Regions from separate parts of the Mus musculus genome. Here region 1 is linked to region 2. A link is a loop called in an ENCODE intact Hi-C map of the cell type or tissue named here. Cell type or tissue: left cerebral cortex. All regions are shown on one strand. Each heading gives the region's core, and the rest is flanking DNA. Links, peaks and the distances in the headings are about the cores only. Region 1 overlaps Rere (arginine glutamic acid dipeptide (RE) repeats). Region 2 has its middle 7.9 kb from the start of Rere.

Region 1 (15,476 bases), core at 2,837-10,836, 330 kb before region 2:
AATCAATAGCTCACTGAAACATTAACACAGGCAATCATTGATCAAAAGGCAGCTCCACAAAGGCAGCCTTGCAAATTAGCTCCTGCTTTTGCTTGCAAGCAAACACGGAGGTCTAAATGTTGTTGACACGAATGGCCTATAATAATCATTTTGTTCCCAATGCTCTCACCTCATCTCAGAATAGTGTGTCACAGCCAACTCATGTGACATCAGGTGCTGTAGCTACACACACCATGAGATGCTAATCCAATACAGAGCCTGGGAAAAAAAGATGGGGGTTGGGAGGGAAGAGGACAAAGCCACTTCTTCAATTGTCAGCCACAGGCCCCAGTGTGGTACCCTACTGGCCTGTGTTACAGCACCCTCTCCTTCCCAGTCCCCTCTTTTTTTTTTTTTTGTAACTGGAAGCTGGGTCACAGGCAAAGGCTCCAATCCATAGAGATGTCCTCCCTGGATATTCATACAACACGTAGTTGGTGAGGGGGAGACTACTGTTGGGTTCTAATGATGTTTCTGTGAAAAGATAAACAAGGGGAAGGGAGTGCCATACAGGCCATACACAGAAGCAAAGGCAGGAGGTAGGGAGGGGGTGTGCAGCTTAGGGAAAGCCTTCCTCTTAAGTGGTCAGCAAAGACTAACAGAGAGCCAGAGCTGTGGGAAACAGCTCCAGGGTCCCATCTTCCCCACCACTTGACTTCAGAGCCTTCTTGGTTGGGCTTGGTTGGTCTATCAAGTTCACTCACACAAGCATAGCGTGTCAGTGTAGCTGCCTGTGTAGCCTGGTTGAAGTGATGCGGGGTGGAGTTGCTCCCATCTTGGACCTGGTCTAAAGCCATTTCAGGCACAAGTTCTGCTGCTGTGGCGAAACCAGCAGGCTGTGTCCCATCCTGTCATGGGTATGTCTCTAGCAGACAAATGAGGAAGGAGGCTGAAGGCTGAGGCTGGCCAGCACCAGCCTGCCTGCCTGCCTGCCTGCCCCCTGTGTCTTACAAGCAGGTTTGCTGGTCTATCAGTTGACATTTATCAGCTGGCATTTGGTGAACTCCAGAGTTGGATTTGTTCATTTTTGTCAGCTGCTGTAAAGCTGAGACATGAGTCTCTTGTCTTGCTCAATTAAAAGGTGATTCTTTTTTAAAGATGAGGTGTCTGTCTGCTCTGTCCTGAGGGGCCCAGGGAAATGAAGTATAGACTGCGGAGGCACTGGAAGCATCTAACACATCAAAGCTCCACCCGTTCTTTTCCAAACAGGTTCTATGTAGCCTTTGGCTTCAAACTCAAGAGATCCTCCTGTCTCAGCCTTACAAATGCCAAGAGTAAAGGTGTGCTTGGCCTCTGAAGGCCCACTCTTAAGGACATGCCCCCAGATTGGGCATGGATCTGGGTTGAGACCCATCACCCTGCCCTGTCCTTGTACTTCTCTAACGCCTTGGCTTGGCACTAATTTCTCAGACAGGACCCTCTGGGAGGCTGGTGAGGGGCAGGAAAAGGTGAGGCACTTATTATTACTTTGAAGTGTATTTATTCTTACACACACACACACACACACCCCTCTGACCATCCTCCCTCCCCCACGAGTCTCTCTGACCCCTATCCTCTTCTACCTAACCCTTTCTACTTTCCAACAGAGGTGAGAGCTACAGGCCAACTGTTTTTGCACCATACTAAGGAACGTGAGGCCTCCAATTCCTGGATTTTCAAACACCATATATGGAAGTGGATACTCGTTTTCATAATGCCTTTTCATCTTCTTGGTGTTATTATTCGCTCCCTGCCTCATTAATCTTGTTTCTACATTCCTTCAACGGCAAATATAAAAAATTTCTAACCAAACTATTAATCAGTTCCTGTTACAGGATTGTCAGCCCCTGTTCACAGAGGAGCCTAATGTGAACATTTTCTAAGTGGACCCCGATGGTGAAAGTCAGCTACACCCTGAAATTGACAATGCCCCTGGACAGCAGGAAGCAGTTTAAGAGATAGGATACCCCTCTTCCCCTTTCCCCTTTGTTTTTCTCTTTACGATAAGGAAAAGGGAGGTGTGCTGGTATTGGAACCGGCTTCATGGGTTACAGTCCACCTCTGAATCCAGTGATGACAGTGACGTCACCCAGAGTCAACAGGGACCCATGCATCTGTTGCCATGGCAATCTCCATGCATTCCCAGCATCCATCTGGCTCATCTCCTACCCTTACCTGAGAGTGGTTATGTTATAGCCTAAATAAAAGGCAGACCATATTGACCTTCGCTCCCTCTTTCCCCTTTGTCTCCACCACCCCTTTTCCCCCTTACCCCCACAAGAAACCGCTCTCATGTGGAACTGTATTGGCCTGGTCCAGCCAGACATTGAGCTGCTATGACAACAACTACCACCTGCCTCTCTCCCCTACTGACTTGGAACTCAATATGTAGACCAAGATGGCCCTGAACTTAGAGATCTGCCTATCTCTGTCACCTGAGTGCTGGTATTGAAGGTGTGCACCACTACCTCCTGCCCCCCCCCAAATTAAATAAATAAATTTAAAAAAAGGAGATAGCATTATTTGTTCCTATGTGAAAGATAAATATTTTAACATGGGTACATAGAAAAAAGGGCTGCTAAGTAACCAATGTAGAAGATGTTTATATGAATTTAAAATGAAACTCTTGTTAATTCAGAATGCCAACACTGTGCTGAAAGAATGCTCTACAGGGGAGCTTCATAACTCCCAACCAATCCCACGGGAAGAATGGAGAATGACTGCAGAATCTGCTCCTGCCAAGGATCTCAGCACGTAGCTGGGCCAGGACTGACACTTGTCCCTCATCTGTGGATTACAGATGTGTCCATGCTCTGCACCACCTTTAACAAGGGTTCCATGCTATTTCCCAAGGGGACATTGCACCTACAGCAGACAATTAAAAACAAGATCCAAACTACATAGGTGGCAGAGAGCAAGAGAGAGCGAGAGAGCATCAGCCTTTCCCAACCCCTGTACCCAGACAGTGGAGAAGGCCCTGGCAAGGTGTGAGGATGGGGAGGGCTTGGAGGGGGGGTCACTATGAGCCATCCCTGGAAAGGGGGGGTCACTATGAGCCATCCCTGGAAAGGGGGGTCACTATGAGCCATCCCTGGAAAAGGGGGGTCACTATGAGCCATCCCTGGAAAGGGGGGGGTCACTATGAGCCATCCCTGGAAAGGGGAGGGGTCACTATGAGCCATCCCTGGAAAGGGGGGGTCACTATGAGCCATCCCTGGAAAGGGGGGTCACTATGAGCCATCCCTGGAAAGGGGGGGGGGTCACTATGAGCCATCCCTGGAAAGGGGAAGCAGCCCCTGGATGAGCTCCAGGAATCTTCCAACTCAAGAAACCTAGCTTGGCTTGCTGGTTTCCCTGGAATTAGAGTGCCATCTTTTCTTGGTAGTAAAGTGTCCTGGCACAGAGCCCCTGTGCAGGTCCTTCCTTCCACTGTCTGATTCAAGCTAGAGCTAGCAATGTTGGGGAAAACTCAGGTTAGAGGCTGAGCACTGAGCAGCTATGTTTGGGAGCAGCCAGCTCTTAAGAATGTCCTATCAGCTTGCCAGGCATGATGGCTCTTGCCTTTAATGGCAGCACGCAGAAGGCAGAGGCAGGCAGAGCTCTTAGTTCCAGGACAGAGAGTAGCATTCTGCAATCACAGCCTCCTGCACTTAAGAGGCTCAGAAGACTCCTGACTTAGCACAGCCTGTCCTCAGCATCTCTTCTGCGACAGACAAATGCAAGGGAAGTGCTCTTGGCCTTGGTCTACCAAAATGATGTAAGAGCCCGAAGAGATGGTTCTGAATCAGGTACCCTTCTAGTAGAAGGAAGAAGGAGCAAAGACGAGAAAGAAAAAGAAAAGAAATCCCTTATTTGACAGGTTAAAAATGTACCCCCTCTTCCAGTTATTATACTTCATTTATATAGCACAAAGAAATGGAAATAGCCCAGGCTACCTTTCAGTTCCTAATCCTCTGCTGTCTGGGTTTCTGGTTCAGCAGCCTGTGATCCTACCTCAGGCCTCACATCTCTACTACAAAGTACAGCTTGGAAGCTGTAGCCCTTTCCTTGGTAGACCCTCTCTTCTTTGGAGGCTAGCTCAGTCTTCTCAAAGCCCTGACCATACCTGACACCTTTCCAAACCAGGTTCCAGCTAGTTCCTCACTTCCCGATTTCTCCTTTTCTTTCTCCTATTCTCCACCTCTCCCAGCTCTTGGCTTGTGCCAAACACTATGGTCAACTGGCTTTTCCTTGGCCTTCAGTCCAAGCCACAGACCCCTTAAGCCATGGTGGTTGGAGAAAACTGGCTCTCACAAGTTCTGACTTCTATACGTGTACCTCCCTCAGACAAAATAAGAAATAATCCTGAGTAAGTGGACTTTAAGATGTGGTATATGACTGTCATCCCAACACCTGGGAGGAGAGGGAGGAGGACTGTCAAAATGGTGTACTAAGAGAGTTCTAGACCAGCCAAGACTTCACAGCCAAAACCCTGCAACAAGTGCACAGGCAGGCCGGCCCACTGCTGGGGTGGGTGTCCCTGCGTCCAGTGCCTTGTTACTGCTTCTGCCAATAGGTCTTCTAAAAGCCAAGTATCGATTACGAACATATATAAGATTCTTCCACCTAACCAAAAAAATAAATTTAGCTTTTTTTTCCTGTAGCAGCTTTATAAACGACATACTTAAAAATGAGCCCAAGGCCATATAACAAATTGTTGAAAGCACAGCACGAACCTAGGGGTTTCTACCAAATGTGAAGGCCACCAAGCTCCTTTCTCAGGGATTCACTGGGAATTCTGACACAGCAGCAAGGTGTACCACAGAACCCACACATAAGGGTACAGACAGCTTTGATTTTTGGCTTTACTGAGCTGTTTGCTTAAATGAAGACTGTTAACGTTTTAGATATAACACCAATACCGGAATTGTGTTTTCTCAGTTGACATCTCAAACCCTAGGAAGTCACTTGTCATCAGTTTTTGTTCCCCCAGCTGAACACTCTATTATTTCCTGAATTCATTTTACTGGAGTTCAGCAACAGGGCAAGAAGGATGCCATGCTGTTGGCTCTGTCGCCATATCACCTGTGCTAATGGGTCTTTTGTGTTTGTCTGCTTTTGAAGTGAAACCACACTTGTAGCAGCAGAGAAGAAAGGCACAGGGAAGGCTGTAATGCGTTAGCCCGTCCTTCTCCGCCTCACAAACAGCTTTCTATTTATTGGCCTTTCATTGTATGTGCAATCTTATTATCCTTGCACAGCATCAAAGTGACATCACTCAGGGCCACCCGGTAATATACACCGAAATGTAACATTTAATGACAGGAGCTGGGCGAGAGATGAAAACGGAGGGTGGCGTGCGGCAGGATGCTTTAAGGGACCCTCAGTTCTACCTGGGCATTTCCCTGAGGTGATAACTGACTGACAGGGGCTGGAGGGAAATCCATTTTTGAGCTCAGAAAGGAGAGTTAGGAGAAACATGGTTTTTGGGTAGAAGATTATAATGATGGCCAGGAAACGAGGACAAGCATTCTAACACTGTTTCTTGTGTTTTATGTTTTTTTTAATGGTCTCAATAGCAAATTATCACGTATAATCTATTTCTGCAAGTTGAATGTTCAAATAAAGGACAGACTTCTTCATTACAAAGAAAGAAGAAAGGAAAGGAAGAAAGAAAGAGAAAGAAAGGGTATTTAATTTTTGTAATAGTATTACATTTATTTAATAAAATGAGCAGAAACAAAGATTACTCTTTAAAGTACTCATGTGAGCACTCACACCAACACAGACAGACATTCACATACACAGAGTACTCATGTGAGCACTCACACACAAACACAGACAGACGTTCACATACACAGAGTACTCATGTGAGCACTCACACACAAACACAGACAGACGTTCACATACACAGAGGAGGTGGGAGGAAAGGGAAAACTAATTTCACACTCTGAGACATCAAACACCTCAACTCTTTTTACCTAAATTTGGGGATTTTAGCTAAGGCAAAGATCTTATGAGAATTTAGATAAGCCAGCATAGGTGTGGGTGTGCTCGTAGCCAGAGTGGCTGTCTCCTGGAACCCTGAAGCATCCCAGGATAGAAGTGCATGGGCTGAATTGTGTTCATCAAAATCCATTCTATGTCCTGATCCCCACTGTCCTTGAGTGTGCTGTTATTTGGAACAGAATCCAATAACAAAAAGAGGCGGTCAAGGTAAATGAGGTCATTTGGGTGATACAGCCTGGCTGGTACTCTTTGTTGTTTTAAAGATTTATTTATTTATTTTATGTATATGAGTACACTGCCACTCTCTTCAGACACACCAGAAGAGGGCATCAGATCTCATTACAGATGGTTGTGAGCCACCATGTGGTTGCTGGGAATTGAAATCAGGACCTCTGGAAAAGCAGTCAGTGCTCTTAACCACTGAGCCATCTCTCCAGCCTTCTTTGTTGTTTTTTATAGCCTGGTTGTCCTAGGACTCAGAGATCCACCTGCCTCTGATTCCAGAGTGCTGGGATTAAAGGTGTGTGGTGTGTGTCCAGTCTTGGTGTTCTTATATTAGGTCAGACACCTGAGGAGACAGCCAGCTACAAGACAAGAGAGGCCTAGCTCTGTGTGTGTGTGTATCTCAACACTACTACCACCTGTGTTTCCAAATCTCTGGAACCACTACAAAATAAATTTTTGCTTTTGAAGCCCCGTCTGTGGTGGTTTGTTACAGCAGGTGGGGGTAGATGACTATAAATCTAGGACAGGCTTCCTGGTTAGCTTTGCAAAGAGAAGACTTGAGTGATAACAGTATTTCTCTGCCAGTGGAATGAGCCAATTCAAGCCAGATTAGATTGTATTAAATGCAGGTTTATTCGGAAGGTGCTCTTGGGCATGTTCACTGGCCCCAAGGACTGAGGCCAGGGGGTGGCCACAGGAAGGGAGAAAGGGAGGGGGAAGAGAAAGCACATGTGCAGACCCAAACGTTTGATCATATAGGGAAGAGCCTGGGGGAAGGGTAGCCTGGTTCCTGGGCTGGAAATTTCAGGGTTGGGGGACTGCCAGGTAGGGACTGAGGGATGCTGGGAGAATTTGAAGGCCAGGCCTGCTTTGGTATGTAAAATATGCACTTCAGCCCCTTGTCCTGGGGTCTGAACAAACACAGGAGGTCTGGGAAACCAGCAAGTCCTGCAGCCTGTGAGCAGGGCTCCTAGAGCAGGCTACCTGCAGAGGAGGAACAATTGACTGGGCAGAAGGTGCCAAAGAAGAAGGATGTGGGCACACAGCACAGTAACTGACCCTCACCCAACTGGCCACCTTCTTTGCAAGCTGGCACTAAACCTTACTGCAGTCACAAGATGCGCTGTGTGATCCCTTCACTACTCCAGTGACCCAGGAAAACCAGTTCTACCTGGAACCTTTCCCAGTGCTGAGTTCCAAAGAATCAGCTTACCTGGAAGGAGGACCCCCCCCCCCCCCAGCTTCCACACCTAGAAAGCTAAGCTCCATCACATCAACAGATTCTTCTTCATCCATCTGTGGCCAGGGAAAACATTCTGCAAGGAACACAGCCCCTGTTCCAGGACAAGCAACTGTGTGAGCACTCTCAAAATAGCTCTGCGATCCTGGCAGGGGTGTGTGTGTGTGTACTCACATGAACATGCACTTCACAAGTTTAAAAAATACAACATAAAAATACAGATAAATTTTCTTTTTTTTTCTTTTTTTTTAAAGATTTATTTTTATTATTATATGTAAGTACATTGTAGCTGTCTTCAGACACTCCAGAAGAGGGAGTCAGATCTCTTCACACTTACGGATGGTTGTGAGCCACCATGTGGTTGCTGGGATTTGAACTCTGGACCTTCTGAAGAGCAGTCAGGTGCTCTTACCCACTGAGCCATCTCACCAGCCCCCAGATAGATTTTCTAATCACAGATTTGGTCCATGGCTAGGTCTCCTCAAGGGTCTTGTCAGGCCAGCTGGCTCCTACACAAAAAAGCTAGTAGTGTATGGTTGGCACTCTGCCTCCATGCAGGCTGCTACACTATCAGGACACACTGATGGCCAATTTCTGGGGACTCCATTAATTACTGCAGCTGCTAGGAGAAGCTGGCTTCCCAGAAAACTGAGAACTTCCTTAGACATTTAGTTCTTATCTTAAAATTGCCAGATGACACGGGACATAGTAGTGCATGTGTGTTATCCCAAGGACAAGGGAGGCAGGACAATCAGGAGTTCAAGGGCAGCCTTGGTTACACAGCCAGAGCTGCACTACAGACAGCTAAAACACACTGTAAAGCTCTAGGGTCCTTCCTCATAATTAAGCTATAAACTTAAATTAGCATGCTGAAGGTTTACATGAAAATCTTGAGAGCACTTCTGGGGAGAAATCACTTTGCCACAACACACCCTGGTAGGCATGGGAGGGTGGCCAAAAGGAGTGTGAAGAGCTGCTCTGTGGAGAAACTGTGACCCCCCACTCCTCCATGCACATGTGCAGGTGACTGAGAGGTGAAGGTGGTTTCTTCACGCAGCCCATGATAAATGAAAGGTTCCTTTGGGCTTGAACAAAGCCACCAGGAGGAAGGACACTGACAGATGAGCTCTGCATTCTTCCCACTCAAACCTGAAATCCCAGAAACAACTCTGGAAAAAAAGCCCACCAACTTTTCACTTAAGATCTTTAAAACTAGAGAGGTTCTAGTTACTGACTTCTTTGGAACCAGTTTTTCCCAACCTGTGGACAGAGACCTCCCTTTGAAACAATCACTCTCTTGAGGGGAAACCAAAGTCAAGAAGAGCAGCACCTTCTGACAGCCCACCACCTTTCAGGGGACTAGTTCTAACACCAGATGCTACTCTGACATCTGTTATGACTTTGGATCCCCCACATCCACTACAGCTGGCTTCTAGAATGCTTCCTTCACAAAAAAAAAAAAAAATCCACAGCTGACGGCTTTCTCCACACATCCTGCCTTTCGGCCCCCAGGCTCCAGGAACACATCCTCCTGGTTGCTGCTAGCCAACCCTACAGCCTGACATTGCTATCTTTCCTGATTTGAAGGGAGAGTTTCTGCTAGCCTCTTCCCATGAAGGTCACTCTCTCAGTAGGATCCTTTGGTGGCTCAAGTCAAAGAGTCTAGTGGAAAGAAAATGAATGACTGATTCTTTTCTCGTTGAACTCAAACACAAAGGATGTTGCTAGACTCTAGATTCAGGATCCCAAGCATTAAACAGCAGATGCCCGACTTGAGAAGACGCTCACAGGGCTGGAGATCACTCATCAATTAAGAACACTTATTACTCTTCCAAAGGACGTGGGTTTGGTTCCCACTTACCAGATGAGCTACACCTTCAGTCCTAGGGGACCCGAGATCCTCTGGCTTCTTCAGGCATTTTGCAAGAACAGGTGCACATAAATGGACAGGGGCATGCACACATCCACATAATTTTTAAAAAGGTGGTCAGTAAACATTCACTAGTGTGAGTCCGGCAAACAGGAGGAATACCACACAGGGACTATACAAAGCAAAGGTAAATTCTCCAACAATTGCAAAAATGGTCTAGTTAAGTTTTGGAGATCAGAACTTAAGAGTAACCTGAAGTAAACATAAGTAGATGGAAAATTCCCTAGGAGAACCAAAACTGAAGCTTACTAAGCTTTCATGGGGCGTTGATTATCTATGCAGTAGATAAGAGTCAGTCCCTCAACCCACTTAGTTCTGTTAGGGTCACTGTAAGCAATGGAAACAGGTTCTTCATCCCAAAGACCTTCGGTGTGGAGTGAGGGAGGATGAGTCATGTACAGGCAAAGGCCTGTAGTGGGAAGTCACTGTGCTTGATGCTCTTGTCTGTTTTGTTTTTAAATCAACCTATGAGAAACCACACAGGCCTGGGCTTCATGCTATTGGGTCTTAAGCTGAATGAATAAAACCAGAGTCAGAAGTCAGGTATGATGCCTTTACAATCTCTTTACACCCAGAAGGCAGATAGCAGGATCAGGAGTTCAAGGACATTATCACTAACTGCTAGGCTACATGAGACCCTGTCTCAAAACAAAACAAAACCAACCAACCAACCAACCAACCAACAACCAAACCAGAAAAACAAAAAAAGCATCAGCCCTAAACTGACCCCAGGCTTAAAGACACTTTGGCCCTCAGCCCATTTTCCTGAAGCAGAGTATCCCTATTCTCACTGTTAGGTCTTCTGACCTCCTTCTGACCTCTCACTGTTAGATCTTCTGACCTGTCCTTCCACCCCTAAATGTTAAACGCTCGTGGGTGTTTTGCCTGCTCAAATGTTTGCACACAACTTGAGTGCCCAATCTCCTGGAACTGGAGTTACAGGAGGCTGTGAGCCACCATAAGGTGCTGGAAATTGAACCTGTGTAATGTAGGACAGCCAGTACTCTTAACCATTGAGCCACTCCTGCCCACAGGATGAGTAAAAAGACAGACCAGAACCTCAAAGCAGAGATTGAGCATCACATCTTGCAGAGCCTGCACCAGGCTGTGGAACGACCATACAGCTATCTGTAAAAACCAATCGAAATGAGTTCATAGGTAGTGCTGTGACCAGAAGCACCCACAGTAGTTATGTTTCTGCTCCAGGCAGTGTTAATGCCTCCACCACCCATGAGTGGGCATCACAGTGATGTCAGATTCGCCTCTGCTCCCACATCACATGCATAGAACTGGGTGTTATCCACAGCTGCCTCCACAGAGATGAAGAGGCTGGCTTCCCATCTGAGGCACTAGATTGGTTAAACGGTATGTTTACCTATGCATGTGTCTGTGGTGGTACACCACTGGGGAACGACTGAAGAAAAACTATTATTCATTACTGTTTAGCCTTTCTCACCTGGAGCTGTACAACTGAAACACAGGTCTCCAAAGCCTCAGACAGTTCTGCTGTGAGCAGGACGCAATGAGGCCCATTCTGCATACACAGGAAGAACGTCAGCACATCATACAACTAATGCTAACACTATAGGCCAGAATCTCAGCCAGTATGGACAAACAAGACTCAACACAGCTCAGACCAGCACCTTCTGCTGCAAATGATAGTTTTTCATTTACACTCATTAACCTATTAAAAAACTACCTTGAGCCAGAATTTCCTTCCATGATCTGGTAACAGAACACTAGGCTTCCCTGGCTGTGCCTTTTCTTGCTCTTCTAAACTCTCTCTGAGGCCCTTGCTTGCACAGTCAGCGGAGGTCAACATTGATGCCTTTCTTTATTGGTGTGGTTGACAGCCAGTACTATACACAGAAACATTGTCTCAAAAGTTAAAACAAATCAAAAACCCCAAACAAACAAAAGGACCAGAAATTCAGAACTAAGTTCACCTGGGAAGTATGAACTTTAAATATACTTTCTTCCTCTGTTCTTACTCACCTCAAACCACAGGCACCGCATACAGCCATAGAGTAAGGCCATTATTCGAGGCCACCCTGATCTATATAGCTAGTTCTAGGACAGCTGGGGCTACACAGTGAGACTTGTTTTTAAAAAAAAGCTCAGGGCTAGTGATGGTGCCTGGGAAGGACACAGTCTAAACGCCCAGCTCCCAGCTCAGCATCTCACTAGGAACTAGCAGGCCCATGCACACCAGCAGCCTCTCTGCTGCCCCGCCCACCCTGCTTCCATTCTGATTTCATCAGCAGAAGAACTGAGGGTCAATTCTTGATGGATATAGTGCAGTGGCACAGACTTCACCAAGTAAGTACTGGGCTTGACTCTAGCCAACACACACACACACACACACACACACACACACACACACACACACACACAAAATAAGAAAAAGGAAGGATATGTACATTAACAGAGTTTTAGTAGGATTAAGAACAAAAACAAGAAACACAGCTACCAGTCTACAGCTGGCTACTAGGGGTTTCTGGGGCAAGTTCGGTGAAGAACTATCACTGATGTTGACTGGACACTGATGTTGGGGGACTTGCAACATCCTGTAACTACTTTTCTTTTCTTTTCTTTCCTTTTATTTTTATTTTTTACTTTTTTTTTTTTTTTTGGAGACAGGGTTTCTCTGTATAGCCCTGGCTGTCTTGGAACTCACTTTATAGACCAGGCTGGCCTAGAACTCAGAAATCCGCCTGCCTCTGCCTCCCAAGTGTCAGGATTAAAGGGGTGAGCCACCACCAAAGTTACACATACACACACGCACACACACTTCTATTGGCAAACTATGAGTATTTCTTGTGGTCATGTGGGATACTCTAGAGCTGCTGCTCTCAACCTGTGGGTTGTGACCCCTCTGGAGGTCGAATGACTCTTTCTCAACCACAGATATTTACATTATGACATATAGCAGTAGCAAAATTATAATTCCAAAACAGAAACAAAAATAATTTTATGGTGGGGGAGGGGTCATCACAAAATGAGGAACTGTATCAAAGGGCAGTAGGAAGGCTGAGAGCCACTGCTCTCGGGCATTATAACCCAGCCTATTACAGTTTCCATACTGTGTCCCTTACATTTTCTGTTTGAAATTCCCAGTGTCCTGTCATGTCAGGCACATGCTTCAAATCCCAGTCCCTGGTGGGTGCAGATAATAAAATCTGGAGTTCAAGGCTACATGGAGTATGTGAGTGGAACCTGAGCAGGGTTCCTAATCTGCCCAGTAGGGCCTGGCTTCACACACTGTCACTTACACTGTCTCTGTCACAGACCTGACATCTGTAACTAGAGAACACGGGCTTTATTCAAAAAACAAAAAACAAAACAAAAAAACAAACCAGTAACAAACAAACAAAAAACAAAACAAAACAAAAAAAACCTACCAAAACCCCATAAAACCAAAGACAAACTACCATTTCCTCCCCTGCACTTCCTGGTTTTTTGAAGCACTGAGCATAGCCACACCTACTACCACTGCATTACAATTATGTAATGCTGTAGCTATTTAGTAAATAGTTACAAAATGAATGGGTAGTAAGAAGAATATGCTAACTCATCTCTTAAATAAACAACCTAAAACCACACGTTGTCTTACAGAATGTCATATTTTTTTAAAGTTAAAAAAAAAAGGCATAATACCCATATACAATTTTGTAAGATATAAAACCCAACAAAATGTAATAGAAAAGTCAAGAGTTATTCCTGGTTTCCTTGACCACAGTTAGAATGGTTTGGTGCAGGGGACAGAGGTCAGGGCTAGGAGGCTGGCTTTAGGGCAGCCTGAGTTCCAACACAGGGCCGGACTCCCTTCCATTTCACACATTTGCTCTTTGTGCTGCAGCTGAGTTTAGGGCCTTCACATGCTAAGCATGTGCTCTACCACTAAGCTGTACCTTTAGACCATCTCCTTTCTAAAGAGAGTGGTTCTTCAGAGTTCCCTAACTTCAGACCCTGCAACTTCCGGTCTCCCCAGAGGCTGGAATAATAATTCTTTTAAATTATCTTTTTAAGGATCAAAGAGATGGCTCAGTATTTAAGAGCACAGGCTTTTCTTCCAGAAAACCTAAGTTCAGGTCCCAGCATCCACACACACCACTTAGCATCTCACAATTTTCTATCTAGGAGATCTGATACTGTCTTCTGGCCTCCATGGGCACTGCATGCATATAGTACAGACTTATATGCAAGCAGAACACACACACACACACAAAAAAAAAAAAAAGCAAAAACTCTAATTTCTACTTAGCGCTCACCCATACTAACCAGATCTAACAAGATACACAAAACCCTTTTCCTGTCTCAGCCATCATGCTTAAGACAATTAATTGTCTAATAATTAGCCCAGGATGTAACATTTGACTTTCCTATCAACAAACCACATGCCTTTATCTCTACTGTTCCACTTGGTAACTTTAATTATATCCCTAAAATTATGGCTACTGACAATGGTACGGAGTCTGTCTACAATAGAGACCTCTGCACTAAAGAGTCAGGCATGCATTTAAGGTTGGACAGGCAAACACATAGCTGCTCCAAGGCTGCAGTGAAATGTTTCATCAACTGGGTCGTCTGTCTGGAGAACGGCAAAATTGATGAGATACCTTCAGTGAGTTTTAGCCACTCACGAACAGCACTGTGAGCCATGCAAACAAACGGCACACACAGGCGATAAGGAACACCAGCTCAGGGGTCACAGCCAGAGTGTCCGTTTCATAGAAAATGACAGCACTATGTTCAGTAGAACATTAAAAATGAAGCTGCCTGGGTTCAATTCCCAGTGCCTACATGGCAGCTCATTACTGTCTGTTTTCACTCCAGTTCTAAGGGCACAACATCCTCTTCTGGCCTTCTTGGACACACAAAGGGTACAGGCATATATACAGGGAAAACATCTATACACATTAAAACAAGCAAACAAATATTCTCCAAACAACAACAAATCAGCCTGGAAAGGCAGGCACAATGGCATGCACCTATTGCCCCTGTTGCTTAAGAGGCTAAGGCAGGAGGTTTGCTTGACTCAGGACTTCAAAACCATACCAGACAACATAGGGAAGCTCCATTTCAGAAACAAAGCTCCTGACTGAGGTACCAAACCCTGTACTGTATATGAGGCGTGTGTGTGTGTGTGTGTGTGTGTGTGTGTGGCGGTGTATGCCTAGGCGGGAGCAGAAAGACTCAGACAGGGCTCCTGACACCTCCCACTTGGCCTTATCTGTCTGTATTAGTCCAGGCTTCCCAAGTCCCCTAACTGCTGCGGAAGGATAAACCAAAGCTCCCACTGACCTGAGGAAGACTCACCCAGTGTGGCCAGGGATCAGTGCAGGCAGATACCACTTTTATAGTAACGTGCAAAAGAACATAAAATATCCCACAAACGCATGCAGCTGGCTATTCTGAAGGATATGAACTGGAATGCAAAGTCAAGTCAAAGTTTTGCTTCCTATGAATATTTTCCCCAATCTTTCAGCTAGCTGAAAAAAAATTTGAGAGTGGTGGGGGTGGGGAATGTGTGTGTGTTACAAAGGATTCAAACAAATGTTCCCACTGAGCCGAACCCCAGTCCATTCAAAATGTTTTATTTTGAGACAGCCTACAGCTCAGGCTGGTCTAGAACTCACTCTGCATCCCAGACAGGCAGGGACGCTTCCAGCCGCCTTACCCTCCAGAGTGCAAGTATAACCAGGACCCGCTGGTTCACCCTTTTTTCAGGGTATCTTCTAACACACCCTACCTTCTCCTTTGTGCAAAGGAATTTACAGAAAAATATGTGTAAATGCAGATGCTTGCCCTAGGAGGTCAAGTCCCAGGTGGCTTTTAAGAGGAAAAGGGGCCCTGGAGAGAAAGCCTTCACTCCCACAGCAGAGATCACTTTAACACTAGGATGTCTCACTGAAGTTTAAGATTGGGATAAACACACTTCCTTCCACCAACTTCTAGACAGACCTCAGGCTCTGGCAACACCAGTAACCACCACCTTCCATCTTCCTCTACCCGCACACAACTTGACAGAAACCCATTAAACTGTTATGTCTTAATTTACTCTACTCACAAAAT
Region 2 (15,476 bases), core at 4,694-12,693:
AGGATGGTAGGGTTTTTTTTTTTTTTTCCTACCCCTCAACTAGGAGAGAAAATGAGGCGGAAACAAGGTGGGGAGCGCGTGAGGGGACGAGGCGCGGGGAAGGAGGCGGGGACCGAGGCCCGGCGGGGCGAGAGGCTGCGGAGCGCGGGGGGCGGCTCGCGAGCGTCTGTGGGAGCAGCGGCACCTCCGCGATGGTGGCGGAGCCGCGGGGCTGCTGCGCCGACCCGCCGCCCACTCCGCGCTCGGGCCCGGCCCACCTCGCAGTATCGACCATCACCATTGGTCTGTCTCTTCGTGACGTCAGTAGAGGACGGGCCAATAGGAGGCGGAAGGCGGGCCTGGGGGCGGGATGTTTGCTCCAGCTCGCTCTTCCATTTTCTTTTTTTTTTTTTTTTTTCTTTTTTTCCTCCTTTTTTTTCTTCTCTCTCTCTTTTTTTTTTTTTTTCTTCCTTTTTAATAAAATGAGCAGAAGGCAAGGCAAGGGGAGAGGCCAGGCTTTGGTGGCGGCGCGGCCGAGCCCTTAGTGCACGCTCCGGGCGGCGGCCGGAACCTGGGAGATGGGCTCCCCGCCCCAGGCGCGGCTTTGTGCTTGGTCCGCCCTGCTCGGCCACAGGCAGAGCTCCCAGCGGCCAGCCCTGTACTGACCCTCGGGATGGTCTACCTCAAGCGGGTCGGTCTTAGGGGTGGGCTTGGCGACTGTCCCCTTGCTCTTATTATTACCAGAGCCATAATTGCTTATTTCATTTAAGAGACAGATTCCTATTCCTTGAGGTTCAAGGGGAGCTACAGAGTGGATTCGAAGTTATTTGTTCTGATGGGTAGTTCATAATGTTTTAAAAATAATGTTTGACCGAAACTGAAGTGAAAAAAAAAAAAGAAAAGAAAATGTGAATTGGTGAATTGTGCTGCTTATTGATGAGAATAATAAAAGGCCTCATTAAGTAATAAAGAACAGGGCTCAACTGCTCTTTGCAGAAGACCCCACTTCGGTTACCAGCACCCACATCAGGCTGCTAAAGCTGCCTGTAACTACAGCTCTGAGAAATCCAACACTCCTCTAGCCTCCATGTGCACAAACCTACACACACACACACACACATATGACTTTAAAAAAAAATAGTAATAAAGAACAGACCATTACGACGGAGAGTCTTTTAAAGAGAGCAGTAGCTGTGCCCTGTTGGGGGAGGGGAGGCGTAGACTAGTTTCACCAAGGCCTGGTGGCTCTTACCTGTTATCTTAACACTAGAGAGCCAGAGGCAAGAAGATCTTAATTAAAGGTTAAGGCCCACCTGGTCTACAGTGTGAGTTGCAGGCCAGTCAGAGCTACATTTGGAAACTCTGTCTTAAAAATGCCAACAAAAAAGGAAAGGAAAATCCAAGTATCACCTTTAAAAAATATTACTATATTCCCACTATGCTCAAAGACATTATCACCATGTGTACCACATACTATAAGCCTGAGCCAGGGCAAGCCAATGCTCCCATTCTACTTAATATAATTTATAGGATCGTGGGGTTTGGAATTTTAATTATAATTACCAGTTTTTGAAATGCATATCATGTTTATTGAGTTCTTTCACAGACTCTGGCATGAGTCCAGGGCGAATCATCAGCCTATTGTTAGTTTGTTAATATTCTGTAAATGCTTATTGGTGTCCTTAAACCATACACTCTTCTCAGAGGAGTTAAGGTCTGTATATAATAGAATAATTAAAGGATAGAGCTTGGCTTAAAATAATTCACCCATCTATTTCAAATAGAGGGATAATTTTCTCTTTGGAGTGTCTATTCAGATTATAATTCCCACATCCAAAAGTTCCTTTTAAAAATAATTTCAACTAGCAGATGTCATTGAACTGTACGGCCCAAGAGATCTGAAAGGAAATGGGGTCTTTTTTTAATTTAACATTTTTTTTCTTCATAAGGGGTATATGCATGCTACAGTGATCCCAGGAAGGCTTTTGGGGGTCTTGGGTCTCTCTAGTCCACTCTCCACGGACTCCAGGTTTGCAGTTCAGGCAGTTAAGCTTGGCAGTAAGAGCCTTTTTACCTGCTGAGTCTCCAAGGCCCACAACTAAGCCTTACCACTTACTACCTTTCAACAAGAAAAAACTCTTCCCTTTCAAATAAAATGAGAACTTGGGAATAAAGAGCTGGCTCGATGTCTAATAATGTTTGCTGCTTGCTCTCCCAGAGGTCTGAAGTGCAATTCCCAGCATCCATGCAGGGCAGCTCACAAGTGCAGCAACGTCAGCCGCTGGGTCTCTGACACACTCTTCTGGCCTCTGCATTACCTGCACACATATGTGCATACACAAATTAAGAAACACAAACATGGGGCTGGTGAGATGGCTCAGTGGGTAAGAGCACCCGACTGTTCTTCCGAAGGTCAGGAGTTCAAATCCCAGCAACCACATGGTGGCTCACAACCATCCGTAACGAGATCTGACTCCCTCTTCTGGAGTGTCTGAGGACAGCTACAGTGTACTTACAATAAATAAATAAATAAATCTTTAAAAAAAAAAAAAAAAAAAAAAAAAAAAAGAAACACAAACATATATATAAATAAAATATGAATTAAATTAATGATGGCTAAAAAAGAAATGAGGAAGATAGCTAATGATTTTTTAATATTATTTATTTTTTACTTATATGAGTACACCAGAGCTGTCTTTACACACACATCAGAAGAGTGCACAAGATCCCATTACAGATGGTTGTGAGCCACCATGCGGTTGCTGGGAATTGAACTCAGGACTTCTGGAAGAGCAGTCAGTGCTCTTAACTACCGCGCCATCTCTCCAGCCCAATTTTATTATACCTGACTAAATTTTCCAGGAATTTTTCAGTAACTAAGCTGCACTCAGGCAGGTGGATCTCTGTAAATCAAGCCCCTCCCTGGTCTACATAATAAGTTCCAGAATAGCCAGGGCCACCTAAAGAGAGACTCTGTCTCAATAAAAATCCAATAAGTAAATAAGTATTTACTCCTTTTATATGCATGCATGTGTTTATGTGTACATGCATGACATACTACAAATGTGGAAATCAGAGGACAAACTCAGCTATTGCCTGGGTTGTAGGGATGTGGTGGTTTGAATGAGAATGGCCCTCAGAGACACATATATTTGAATACTTGGTCCCCAGTTTGAAAGTTTGGGAAGGATAGGAGGTGTGGTCTTCTTGGAGGAGGTGTGTCACTGAGGGTGAGCTTTGAGGTTTCAAAAGTCTCTCTCAGTTCCCAGTGTGCTCGATCTCTGCTTCCTACCTGTGGATCAAGGTGTACCCTCTCAGCTGTTCCTATCCGATTGCCTTTGCTCCACCATGATGGACTCTAAACCTCTGAAGCCACAGCCTAATAAACTCTTTCTTCTATAAGATGTGCTATCACAACAATAAAAAATTACCTAAGGCCGCCATCTGAACTCAGTCTGGCACAGCAAGTGAATTTTACTCCCTGAGCCACCCCACAGAAGACAGACCTTGAAGTTATGATCCTCCCGCCTCCACCTCCTAAGAGCAGGGAATTGGGCCTTTTTTATTAATACAGATGTGCATGTAGGTAGATGTATCCAAATTCCACATAATTATAAAGCACAATATGCTACAGGGACATAAAATTAGCAAACTAGGTCTATTTAACAGGTCCATGCATGAACTGTGGTCCAGCTACAGAGCCAAATGGCACAGACTCCCTGCCTAGAACCTCAGACTCTGATAATGAAATAACCTTTCTAATAAGAACAACTATGAACCCATGATTGAAAGCTCACTGTGCCCCAAGTGCCGTGTGCAGCCTGTTACGTTCTTTTGCCCACTCAGTACTGACAACAGCCATGAAGTGTGTTATTATCACTTTAACTTTAAAGGTCAAAGAACTAGGACTTAAGGAAGTTAAATAATTTGCAGAAGGTTAAAGAGGTCAAACATCTAGTAGGGATTTTTTTTTTATGTGAAATTAGAACATTTTTCCTCATTTTTTTTGTTAGCAAGCTTTAGAAAATGGGAAGGATTGTTGTTATTGAATCTAAAAACATCAAAGACTTTTGTTAGTTCTATAACCTTAATACATGCCAGCTCTGTTGTTATTATCGTTGTTGTTATTGGAATCACTTAGCCCAAGCTGGCTTTGAGCTCCCCGTGTAGCTAAAAAGGACCATCGCACATCCCTAGGTAGTGATTTTTAAAGATGGTTTTTTTTTTTTTTTGGTTTTATTTGTGTATGTACGGATGTTTTGTCTGCACATATGTCTGTGGACCACTTGCATGCCTGGTGCCTGCAGAGGCTGGAAAACATTGTCAAATTGCCTGAGACTGGAGTTACAGAGAGTAGTGAGCCACTGAGTGGGTGCCAGAAATCAAACCTGGACCCTCTGGGAGAGCAGCTGATGCTCTTAACTACTGAGCCATCTCTCTAAGAGTCATTTCTTTTTTTCTTCTCTTCTCTTTTCTTTTCTTTCTTTCTTTTTTTTTTTTTTTTTTTTTTTTTTTTTGGGTTATTGAGTCAGCATTTCTCTGTGTAGCCCTGGCTATCCTGGAACTCACTTTGTAGACCAGGCTGGCCTCGAACTCAGAAATCGACCTGCCTCTGCCTCCTGAGTGCTGGGATTAAAGGCATGCTCCACCACGCCGGGCAAGAGTCATCTCTTTAAATTTACTTTTGTACATATAGAAATCAAATCAGAGGTGTGATCCTACACACATACAGACACACAGACAGATGACATGGAAATAGAAAGGAGAGTATTTAGAAGAAAGAAAGGGACCAGCAGGAAGAACGTGAGAAGGCAGGGGATATGATGAGGGCTGGGTAAATATAATCAAAAGACAGGAAACGTGTATAAAAATGTCATGATTAGGGCTGGAGAGATGGCTCAGCGGTTAAGAGCACTGACTGCTCTTCCAGAGGTCCTGAGTTCAAATCCCAGCAACCACATGGTGGCTCACAACCATCTGTAATGGGATCTGATGCCTTCTTCTGGTGTCTCTGAAGACAGATACAGTGTACTCGTCATATATATAAAAAATAAATAAATAAAAGCTTAAAAAAAAAACAAAAGAAAAGAAATGGTCATGATGAGAAGGCAGAGAGATAGCTCAGTGGCTAAGATCATCCATTCTTGCAAAGGACCTGGGTCCAGTTACCGGCACCCACATGACAGTTCACAATCATCCATAACTCAAATTCCAGGGTATCTGACGCCCTCTTCTGAGTCTCAGGGACACTAGTATATCTGTGGTGCACATATTATGTGTAGGCAAAACACCCATGTACATAAAAATAAATATATCTGAAAGAATTCTTAAGAGAAAGAAAGAAGGCGCCGGAATGAGGGACTCCAGAGGAGGCCCAGGATCTGAGGACACTTAGTGCTTTGGCAGAAGACCAGGGTTCAGTTCTCAGCACATGCATGGCAGCTCGGTACAGCCTATAACTCCAGTTCCAGGAGACTGAGCACCCTCTTCTGACCTCCAAGAGCTCCTGCATGAATGCAGTACACATACATAAACTCCGGCACACACACACACACATATGGGCAAAATTAAATAATTTCTTAAAGAGAAAATATAACGAAACCCACCGTTTTGAATGCACACTAACATTTATTTTAAGCCGAATGTGGTAGCACACACCTGTAATACCAGCACTCAGGAGGCTAAGATAGGAGGATCACAAACTTAAGACCAGCCTGGGCCAACATGTGGAAACCCTGTCTAAATTAGAAGGAAGGAAGGAGGGAGGGAGGGAGGGAGAGAGGGAGGGAGGGAGGGAGAGAGGGAGGGAGGGAGGAGAATGATGGTCAGTATCCGATCATCCACTTGACAGGATCTAGCATCAGCTTTGAAAGAGATGCAGTGTTAGTGATGTCCTGGTGATCAACCCTGCCTCCCTAGTACCACTTAGGAGGAAACCTGGCTTTGCCTGTGAGGGATTATTGAAATTAGGCTCACTGTGGTGGGAAGACCCGCCCAAAGTGTGGTCAGCATCAATCATCCCATCTTCTGGGATGCTGAACTGAATAAAACAGAGAAAGTGAGCACCAGCCATGTGTCCATCTCTCTCTGCTTCCCGACTGTGGGTGCAGCTCAGGCCGCTGCTGCAAGCTCCTGCCGCCATGAGATCCCAACATTACCACCATGCTCGAGGAGCTGTGTGTCTGAAGGCACACCAGAAGAGGGCATCTGATCTCATTACAGATGGTTGTGGATGCTGGGAATTGAACTCAGGACCTCTGGAAGAGCAGTCAGTGCTTTGTTTGTTTGTTTGTTTGTTTTGTTTTGTTTTTCGAGACAGGGTTTCTCTGTATAGCCCTGGCTGTCCTGGAACTTACTTTGTAGACCAGGCTAGCCTCGAACTCAGAAATCTGCCTGCCTCTGCCTCCTGAGTGCTGGGATTAAAGGAGTGCACCACCACGCCCGGCCAGTCAGTGCTCTTAAACTGCTGAGCCATCTCTCCAGCCCCTTTCCTTTTTCTTTCTTTCTTTCTCTTTTTCTTTCTTTCTTTCTTTCTTTCTTTCTTTCTCTCTCTCTCTCTTTCTTTCTTTCTTTCTTTCCTTTTTTAATTAAAAAAAAAAATTGTTTGTTGAGAAGAGATTTCACTCTGTAGTCCTGGCTGGCCTGGATCTTGCCATTCAGAACAGGACAGGCTCAGACACACAGCTAAATACCTGCCTCTGCCTCCCAAGCATTGGGGCTAACAGCATATGTCCCCACAGCATATGTCCCCATGCCTGGCTTCTATTTGCATTTTTTAAAAGAGCAAGTTTCGAATCCATCCGTAGGAAGGGCAGGAGTGCAGCTCACTCCCGGCTATGAAATGGTTAAGGGTTAAGGTGCTTACTTTAAGTCTTACACACACACACACACACACACACACACACACACACACAAAGCGGGGCGTGGTGGTGCACGCCTTTAATCCCAGCACTTGGGAGGCAGAGGCAGGCAGATTTCTGAGTTTGAGGCCAGCCTGGTCTACAGAGTGAGTTCCAGGACAGCCAAGGCAACACAGAGAAACCCTGTCTCGAAAAACCAAAAAAAAAAAAAAAAGTCTTACACCCAAAGCCCACATGGTGAGTGGAAAACTGAGGTTGTCTGTCCTCTGACCTCCACATATGCCTGCTACACACACTACCCAGGGAAAATAAACCTGAAAGGACAAGTCTGTCCATGTTTCAGAATGTCCTCACAGAATGTTTCCAACGAGCCCACTGGGCACGGAATGAACACGTGGTGAGCGCAGACCGAGGACTGACTTCTGACTTCATTAGAATCTGCTCTGTTCGTTTTTTTTTTTTCCCCTTCCTTTTCATCTCAAGCATGGATAATTTTTATAATTAAAAAAGAAAGAAAGAATGCAAGTTCTTTGAACATATGGCTGGTAACTAGCCTTCCTAATCTTCCAGAAGTACTCAAGCTTTGGAACATGTAAATTATTTTCCCCTAAAACGCCTTAAGCAGAACTAGAGCGACTCCGCGGCAAGCCTTGCAACATACTGGAGCTTGTTTCTGGGCCTTTCCGACGGAATTGGTGAAAACCCAAGCCGATAATGTGCTTTCCTCACCTCCGTTGCACTTTTTCAGGTTGAAACAGGAGCAAGGGGCACTGGTGGCGCACGCCTTTGATCCCAGCACTTGGGAGGCAGAGGCAGGCGGATTTCTGAGTTCGAGGCCAGCCTGGTCTACAGAGTGAGTTCCAGGATAGCCAGGGCTATACAGAGAAACCCTGTCTCAAAAAAAAAAAAAAAAAAGAAAGAAAGAAAGAAAGAAAGAAAGAAAGAAAGAAAGAGGGGCTGGTGAGATGGCTCAGGGGGTAAGTGCACCCGACTGCTCTTCCAAAGGTCTGAAGTTCAAATCCCAGCAACCACATGGTGGCTCACAACCACCTGTAACAGAGATCTGATGCCCTCTTCTGGAGTGTCTGAAGACAGCTACAGTGTACTTACATATGATAAATAAATAAATCTTTAAAAAAAAAAAAAAAAAAAAGAAAGAAAGGAAGAAAGAAAAGAAACAGGGGCAAGGGCTGCCCACTTGCCTTCTGTCTATGTAGCCACAATGGGGTTTCACCTGATTCCTTCCTCTCTAGTCCCTCTGGCTTGCAAGCCAGACAAGTGACTGACTCCTGAAAGCCTGCCCCTGCCCTGCACTGCAAGGGAAAGATGGGTGCTCCTTGTGCTTGCTTGCAGTAAAGGTAAGATTGCTTTTCTAAAGGAAGATGTGGGCTAGGGAGAGGGTTCCTTAAAGGCACTTGCTACCAAGCCCAAGGAATAGGGTTCCACACCACCACCACCACCACCCACCCTGGGATCCAGAGGCTGAGAGATCCTACGTCCACAGGGACCCTTTGACCTCCATACACTAAACGTGCCACAACATGGCATGTGAGCAAATACACACAGAGACACACACATACACACACACACACACACACACACATAAAACAAAATCATAAGTGTAAGCTGGGCATGGTGGAGCATGCACGTGATTCCAGCACTTGGAGGCAAGGAGATTATTAGTTCAGCCACCATAGTGAGTGGAAGGTTGGCACAGGATTACATAGGAACCTATCTTAAAAAAACTAAGAATAAAATGTTTTTTAGAAGAGGCATGAGACACCCCTTTCCTTTGTTTGTATGTGTCTGATTGTGCAGAGCAGCTGAGGTTCCCAGTTCAGCCTTTCACTCTGCTGAATTTTATTTTACGGTCTGTTTGCCAGCATGCTCAGCTGGGGTGGCCTGATGCTCTCCTCCTGAGTCACATTGACTCAAGTCACGAGGATGCCTTCTAGATGAGACCTAAGTCCACCTGACCACTTGTGGTTATTAAGAGTCTCCTAGGACCTGTGAAAGAACTGAGGGGCGGAGACAAGGAGGTTCATTGTCTTGGCCCCGATCCAAGTTTGATAATTAGGAACCCTCCTCCCTCTGTCTTCCTGCCGTTTCGGGGAGCTGTGCGATTCCACGCTTCCTGTTAGAAACAGCTGTCCACTGTTAACTGAGTGAGCCAGGGAGGGGGAGAATTCCACCCTCGGGGAAGCTGCATTTAAAGATAAATATTTTCCCCCTATCCTGTAGATTGCTTGGGTTGAAGGTGTTGTTTTCTAGGGATAACAGGGGCATGATAATTGGTGCTCATAACTGCACAAACTGTACTTTCTCTAAAAGCCAAACAAACAAGACAAAGGGGCCTTTAGGGGCCTTTACGGGCCTTCCCTCCTTAACAGGATTTTCTAAAATCATGTTTAAGGAACCCAGAAGTTAACTGAATACCTGACAGGGCAGAACAACTCTCTGATGTGGGAAGAACACCAAAACTCAGCTTTGCCAGACAAGAGCTGTAATGTCCAGGATGGTCAAATCTAGGCCAGTCTCCTCCATTCTGCTCAGTCCCAAGGATGATTGTGTCACATCAGCGGTGTGCATGAGGTACTGGAGAGTGAACTCAGAGCCCCAAACCTTCTAGGCAAATGCTCCGACCCCGAGCCCGCAGCCAGACAGTCCCTTACATTTTTTTTTAATTGTATTTATTTGATGTGTGTAGGTGTTTGGCTTTTATGCGTGTCTCTGCCACTGTGTGCCTGGTGCCGGAGGAGGGCAAAGAAGACATGGAATCCTATAGGGCTTTATTTTTTTGAGACAAGGTCACACATGTAGCCCTGGCTGTCCTGGAAGTTTCTCTGTAGACCAGGCTGGCCTCACGCTCATAGGGATCTATCTGCCTGCCTCCGCCTCCTGAGTGCTAAGATTAAAGTGTGTGCCATCATGACTGGCACAGGTTTTATTGACTTACTTGCAGGAAGGGGGGGGGGCACAAGTGTACAGAAAAGACAGTAAGAGATTGGTAGAAAGTACAAGGTGACCAGGCAGAGCAGTGGGGACTCTAGGGGCTAAAATTATTATTCTTTATGGTAGTTTAATCCCATGCCTTTAATCCCAGCACTTGGGAGACAGAGGCAGGCAGATTTCTGAGTTCGAGGCCAGCCTGGTCCACAGAGTGAGTTCCAGGACAGCCAGGGCTACACAGAGAAACCCTGTCTTGAAAAACCAAAAGAAAAAAAAAGGTAGATACAGAAGGTGGAGAGATGGCTTAGCAGTTAAGAGCACCAGGATGCTGGCCTGGAAACATAGCTCAGTTGGTAGGGTGCTTACCCAGCACACACAAAGCGCTGGGTTCAGTCACCAGCACTCCTGTACCAGGCATGGTAGTACTCTAGTGCTCCACCGTGGTTCAAGGTCATCCTCGGCTACTTAGTAAACTCCTGACCAGCCTGGACTCCACAAGACCCTAACTCAAAATAAATAAATACAGCAAGCAAGAAGCCTCAGCAGGCGGGGAAAGGTGCTTGCTGCATAAGCCAGGCAACTTGAATTCAATCCATAGAACCTACCTTATGCTGAGAGAGGAGAACTGAGCCCACAGGGAATCAATCTCCACAAGCTCCATGGTACCCAAGCTGCCCTGGCCTCCCCATCACCAATAATAATTCTTTTTACCATTTTGTTTGTTTGTTTGTTTGTTTGTTTGTTTGGACTGGGCATGATGGTGCGTGATTTTAATCCCAGTATGTGGGGGGTAGAGGTAGGTGGATCTCTGTAGGCTCAAAGCCAGCCTGGTCTATAGTAAGGGCCTCTCTTAAAATGGGGGAGGGGTGCCGGGCGGTGGTGGTGCACGCCTTTGATCCCAGCACTTGGGAGGCAGAGGCAGGTGGATTTCTGAGTTCGAGGCCAGCCTGGTCTACAGAGTGAGTTCCAGGACAGCCAGAGCTATACAGAGAAACCCTGTCTCAAAAAAACAAAACAAAAAGAAAACCAAAAAAAAAAAAAAAAAAAAAAAAAAAAAAAAACGGGGGAGGGGCTACCTAGACATCTCGGCAAGTAAAAGATGCTTGTCCCCAAGCTGAGCAACCTGAGGTCGACCCCCTGAGCTCACAAGGTGCTGCCAGCTGTCCTCCAATTGCCACAGCCATGCCTCACTAATAAATCAATAAACATAATAACAAATGTACTTACCAGTGTTTTGAGATACCTCTAATCTGTAGATCAGGCTGGCCTTGAATTTAGAGATCTACCTGCCTCTGCTACCCAAGTGGTGTGCACCACCACACCTGGCTCTGTAATGATACCATTTTAACTCATTTTTATTTTTAAGCATAAATATGCATCCATGTCTGTATGAGTGAGGGTCTCCTTGGAGATCAGGCAGGTCCCTTAGAAGCCTCTGGAGCTGAAGCTACCAACCCCACATGGGTACTAGGAATCAACCACTGAGTCCTCTGCAAGAGCAGGACACACTCTCAACTGCTGAGCTATTCTCCAGCCCCTGAAAATATTAAGTAAAAAAGAGGGTTCGCCAGGCAATGGTGGCACACGCCTTTAATCCCAGCACTTGGGAAGCAGAGGCAGGTGGATTTCTGAGTTCGAGGACAGCCTGGTCTACAGAGTGAGTTCCAGGACAGCCAGGGCTACACAGAGAAACCCTGTTTCGAAAAAAGCGGGGGGGAGGGAGCAGTAAAGGAAATAAATAAGATAATAAATCATTTTTGAAGAGAAAAGAGGACTGGGGAGATAGCAAGTGGGTAAATGTGCTGACTAGCAAGTCTGAAGACCTTTGTTCGTTCCCGGGACCCATACGTCAGAGAGAGCCAATTCCCACAGGTTGTTCTCTGACCTCCATACATGAGCCCCTGCACACACGTACCTCCACCCAAAATAAACAACACTAAAAAGTAAGAGATTTGCAATGCACGTCTTCCCTCGTGGAGCCTGATGAAACTACACTCTGGCCTCAGGAAAAGCAGAGACTAGAAGCTGGGGCACAGGAAGGGCAGGAACACAGCCCACTGCCCCTTGCGTTAACACTAGCTCACCTTCCCCCAGCAGGCCTGTCCCCAGACAGCTCTCCTCCACTCTACAGCCTCTCTCATGGCCTCTACTTCCTCTGAACCGTGCCTTTCATGTGGTTTCTCTTGGCTTCTCTGGTTTTTCTGTAGCTTGCGGCTTGTCAGCTTCAGGGGCTTCGGCCAAATGCCTCATGACTTGGGCATTTCCTAGTTAAAATTCCTGAGCGGGGGGGGGGGGGGGGGGGGGAACTAAATCAGCTCAGCCCTGTCCTGGTCACTGAAGACTGTCATATACACAAAACCAAACTGTCTCAGGGCAACAGCTTCTACAAAGAGAGGCAAGGCAGCTTCCCGTGGAGGCCAGGGTGGGGGAGGAATGGCTCCTTTCTCTGATGCTGTACGAATATTTGATATAGGGCCATAGATTAAGAATAGAGGTTTGTGGTTGCGGTATGGCTCAGTGGTAAAAGCGCTTCCTACACACAAAACCACAAGCATGGGGATTGGAGTTCAGATCCCCAGCACCCATGCAAAGCAAGGTGTGGCAGCACACATCTGTAATGGCAAAGCTCTTACACCGAGATGCGAGGCAGAGACAAAAATATACCGTGGAGCTCTCAGGCCAGCTAGCTCGGCTTATGCAGCATTAATGAGAACCTCTCTCAATGTGGAAGCTGAGAATAATCACCTGCGCTTGTCCTTAGACTTCCACCCACATGCTAGAGCACATGCGCAACCACACTCGAACGCGCATGCGCACACGTATACTCTCGCCCGCGTGCGCGCGGTCGCACGCAAACACATGCACTCACACTCTCGCACACATGTACACACACACACACACACACACACGGATGAAAATAATGCTACTAGAGATAGGCTGTGCTCTGGCTTGCCTATTACCAGCACGTACAAAGCAAGAGAAGAGAAGGACGAAGGGGAGGCCGCCATGCTTGTTTACAGTGCTCAGCTCTGGAGTCCAGAAATCCAGTATGATACTGCATCTGCTCAGCCTCTGGTAAAGGCTCATGCTGCCTGGACTTGTCGGGAGAGCTTAGAGGTCATCATGGAAAAAAACACAGCAAGGAAGGGTGTGGGCCGGAGAAGCAGCTTCTTATTAGTAATCTCCTCCCTTGGGACTACACACTTCTTCAAGGACATTGAGCCTCCTTGACGACCTAATTACCCCCTGACAACTCCACCTCTTGGATGACCAAATTTCCACAAGAGTTTCAAAGAGGACAAGCCGTGTTCAAACCGTAGACCTAGGTAATATGAGTAACTGTAGTGCGCTTAGAAAGAGCATCTGCGGCCAGTTTGTTGCATCAAAATAACAGCGACTACAACAACAACAATTACAGAGGCTGGAGAGCTGGCTCAGTGGTTAAGAGCACTGGCTGCCCTTGCAGACAACTTGAGTTCTCACAGCTAAGTTCCAGGGCCTGCCAACACCTCTTCTAAACCTCCAAGAGCACCAGGTATGCACACAGTGGGCGTGTGTACAGGCAGAAAAAAAAAAAACATTTATACACATAAAAATAATCTTTTCAATAACAAAAAAATACAGTTAGAGGAGCTGGGGCTGTAGCTTAGTGCTGGAGTGCTGGCCCAACAGCATACTGCTCTCTGTTGTACCTATGAGCCAGCCATGGTGGCGCTCAATGGGACCCACTATGTAGCAAAAGGTGATTTTTTTTTTCTTTTTTGTTTTTTTGTTTTTTGTTTTTTGTTTTTTTGATTTTGACAGGGTTTCTCTGTATAGCCCTGGCTGTCCTGGAACTCACTTTGAAGACCAGGCTGGCCTCGAACTCAGAAATCCGCCTGCCTCAGCCTCCCAAGGCGTGCGCCACCACTGCCTGGCGCTAAAGGTGATCTTAAACTTCTGATCTTTCTCCAACTCCTGAATGTTAAGATACTGTTCCTTGTTCTACTACAGTGCTGAAAGTTGAAGCCAGGATTTCATTCATGGGGATCAAGCATCTTATCACTGTGCTGTGTGCATGGGGGTGGGGGTGGAGGTAATGGGGAGGGGGCGCACATTCTCCCACTGCGCTGCGTGCCTAGCCTTGGAATCTATATTTTGGTTTGAGGGTTTTGTTTTGTTTTGTTTTTTTTGGTTGTGGTTGTTGTTGTTGTTCTTTTTTGTTTTTTTCCCCGAGAGGTTTTGTTTTATTTTATTTTGCTGAAACAGAGTCTCCTTATGTAGATCAGTCCGGCCTGAAACTCACAGAGTTCGGTCTTCCTCTGGCGTCAGGACTAAAGGCATGCACCACCATATCCAGCCTCAACCAGCTTTTCACTGTTCCAGATTGCATGATAAGCAGTTTTACCCACTGAGCCAGTTCCCCAGCCTCTTTTTTTTTTTTTAATAAAAAATAGTAATTTTGGCACTTATTTATTAGTGTGATGTGTGTGTGTGTGTGTGTGACATGCTTGCTTATCGAGAGCCTAAAGGGCACACAAGAGGGAATCAGAGAACAACTTGTGGCAGTTGGTTCTTTCTTTCCACCATGTTGATTCCAGCTGCAGATCAAACTGGGGATAAAGGCACAGGCACTGTCTTTCCCGCCCTTTAAAACATGGCCTCATGTGCACCAGCCTGGCCTTGAATTTGCTGTGCTTGAAGACTCCAGGCATGCTGTGCACGCAGCTTAGGTTTTTCTCCAGTAGAGGACGAGTCTCAGCCTCCTAAAACAAACCAGAGCCATGACTCCAATAATGGCTGTCCTCCTCCTCCTCCCCATGGCCGTTTACACCCCTCGGTCTGCCCAGCGCTCCTTCCCTTGTCCACGCCTTAGCGATGTCCTCCTCTTGACACTCCCCGTGCCACACCACAGCTTGATGAGAATTCCAACTGCTCCTGGAAGGCACCGGCACCTGTCACCCAAATGAGGCTGACCATCTTCACTTTCAAATGCGTGACCACAAACCTCAAGTGGGCCCACAATGGCTCCTGGCAATCACACAACACCACTTCTCCCGGCTAATTTCTTTCCTCATTTTCCAGCCAGTTATTTCACAACCTCGGCTTTCCGCTCAAGTCTCCCTCCCGACGCTTCCTCCCGTTTGCTCTCCCTCTCGGTTGATGGATTTCTTTCCGAGTTCGTCGTGAATATTGACGCAATCAGCAGAGAAATTGCACGGACTCCTCCAGCCCCCACCCATCCATCCTTCTCTAAATCCACACTCTGGCTTCCTGCTTGCAATTAGGGATGAATCATCTATGCTCCATCAAAACCCAGCCCTCTGCTCCTTCATTCGCTCCCATCCCCTCTCATTACTCAAGGACATGGCTCAGAAACCCTCCCTCTCCAGGCTCTGCAGGTTTGGTTTGGTTTGGGTTTTTTCCTTTTTTCTCTCTCTGTTGGATCCCTCCCATTTGAATACAAATAAGATGGGTTTTATTTCTCCTCAAGTCTTTTATTCCTCTCTCTTAAAAAAAAAAAAAAACTACTTATTACTACTGTGGTGTGCACACTCATGCAGGAACCACAGCTCAGCTCCAGTGTGGAGTTAGGAGGACAGTGTGGGTTCTCTGTGAGCTTGTTAGAGCATAGCTTCCATGCAAGAGGCTTGCAAGCAGAGCCACCTCACGGGCTGGTCCTTAAGCCTTCTCTTGATTACGCTGTAT

What was found. A loop is a pair of places that touch in the nucleus more often than their neighbours do. Peaks named below come from ENCODE experiments on the same cell type or tissue, not always from the same donor. Only the 100,000 strongest peaks of a DNase experiment are listed, where the experiment ranks them.
Region 1: it touches region 2 in a loop (2.2-fold over the local background); 2 of 42 quality-filtered maps call a loop at or near these places.

What each region holds. Positions count from the first base shown.
Region 1 is chr4:150,591,421-150,606,896 of GRCm38, reverse strand. The region is part of intron 12 of Rere (arginine glutamic acid dipeptide (RE) repeats); the gene reads right to left. Among named protein-coding and RNA genes, the nearest start is that of Slc45a1, 53 kb to the left of the region's middle. In left cerebral cortex, for the core only: a CTCF peak has its summit at 7,770 (motif pointing right); DNase peaks (open chromatin) are centred at 7,634, 7,971 and 10,669; H3K27ac peaks cover 57 bases.
Region 2 is chr4:150,266,319-150,281,794 of GRCm38, reverse strand. It overlaps a transcript of Rere not described here. Among named protein-coding and RNA genes, the nearest start is that of Rere, 7.9 kb to the left of the region's middle. In left cerebral cortex, for the core only: no CTCF peak of the experiment used is centred there; a DNase peak (open chromatin) is centred at 8,817.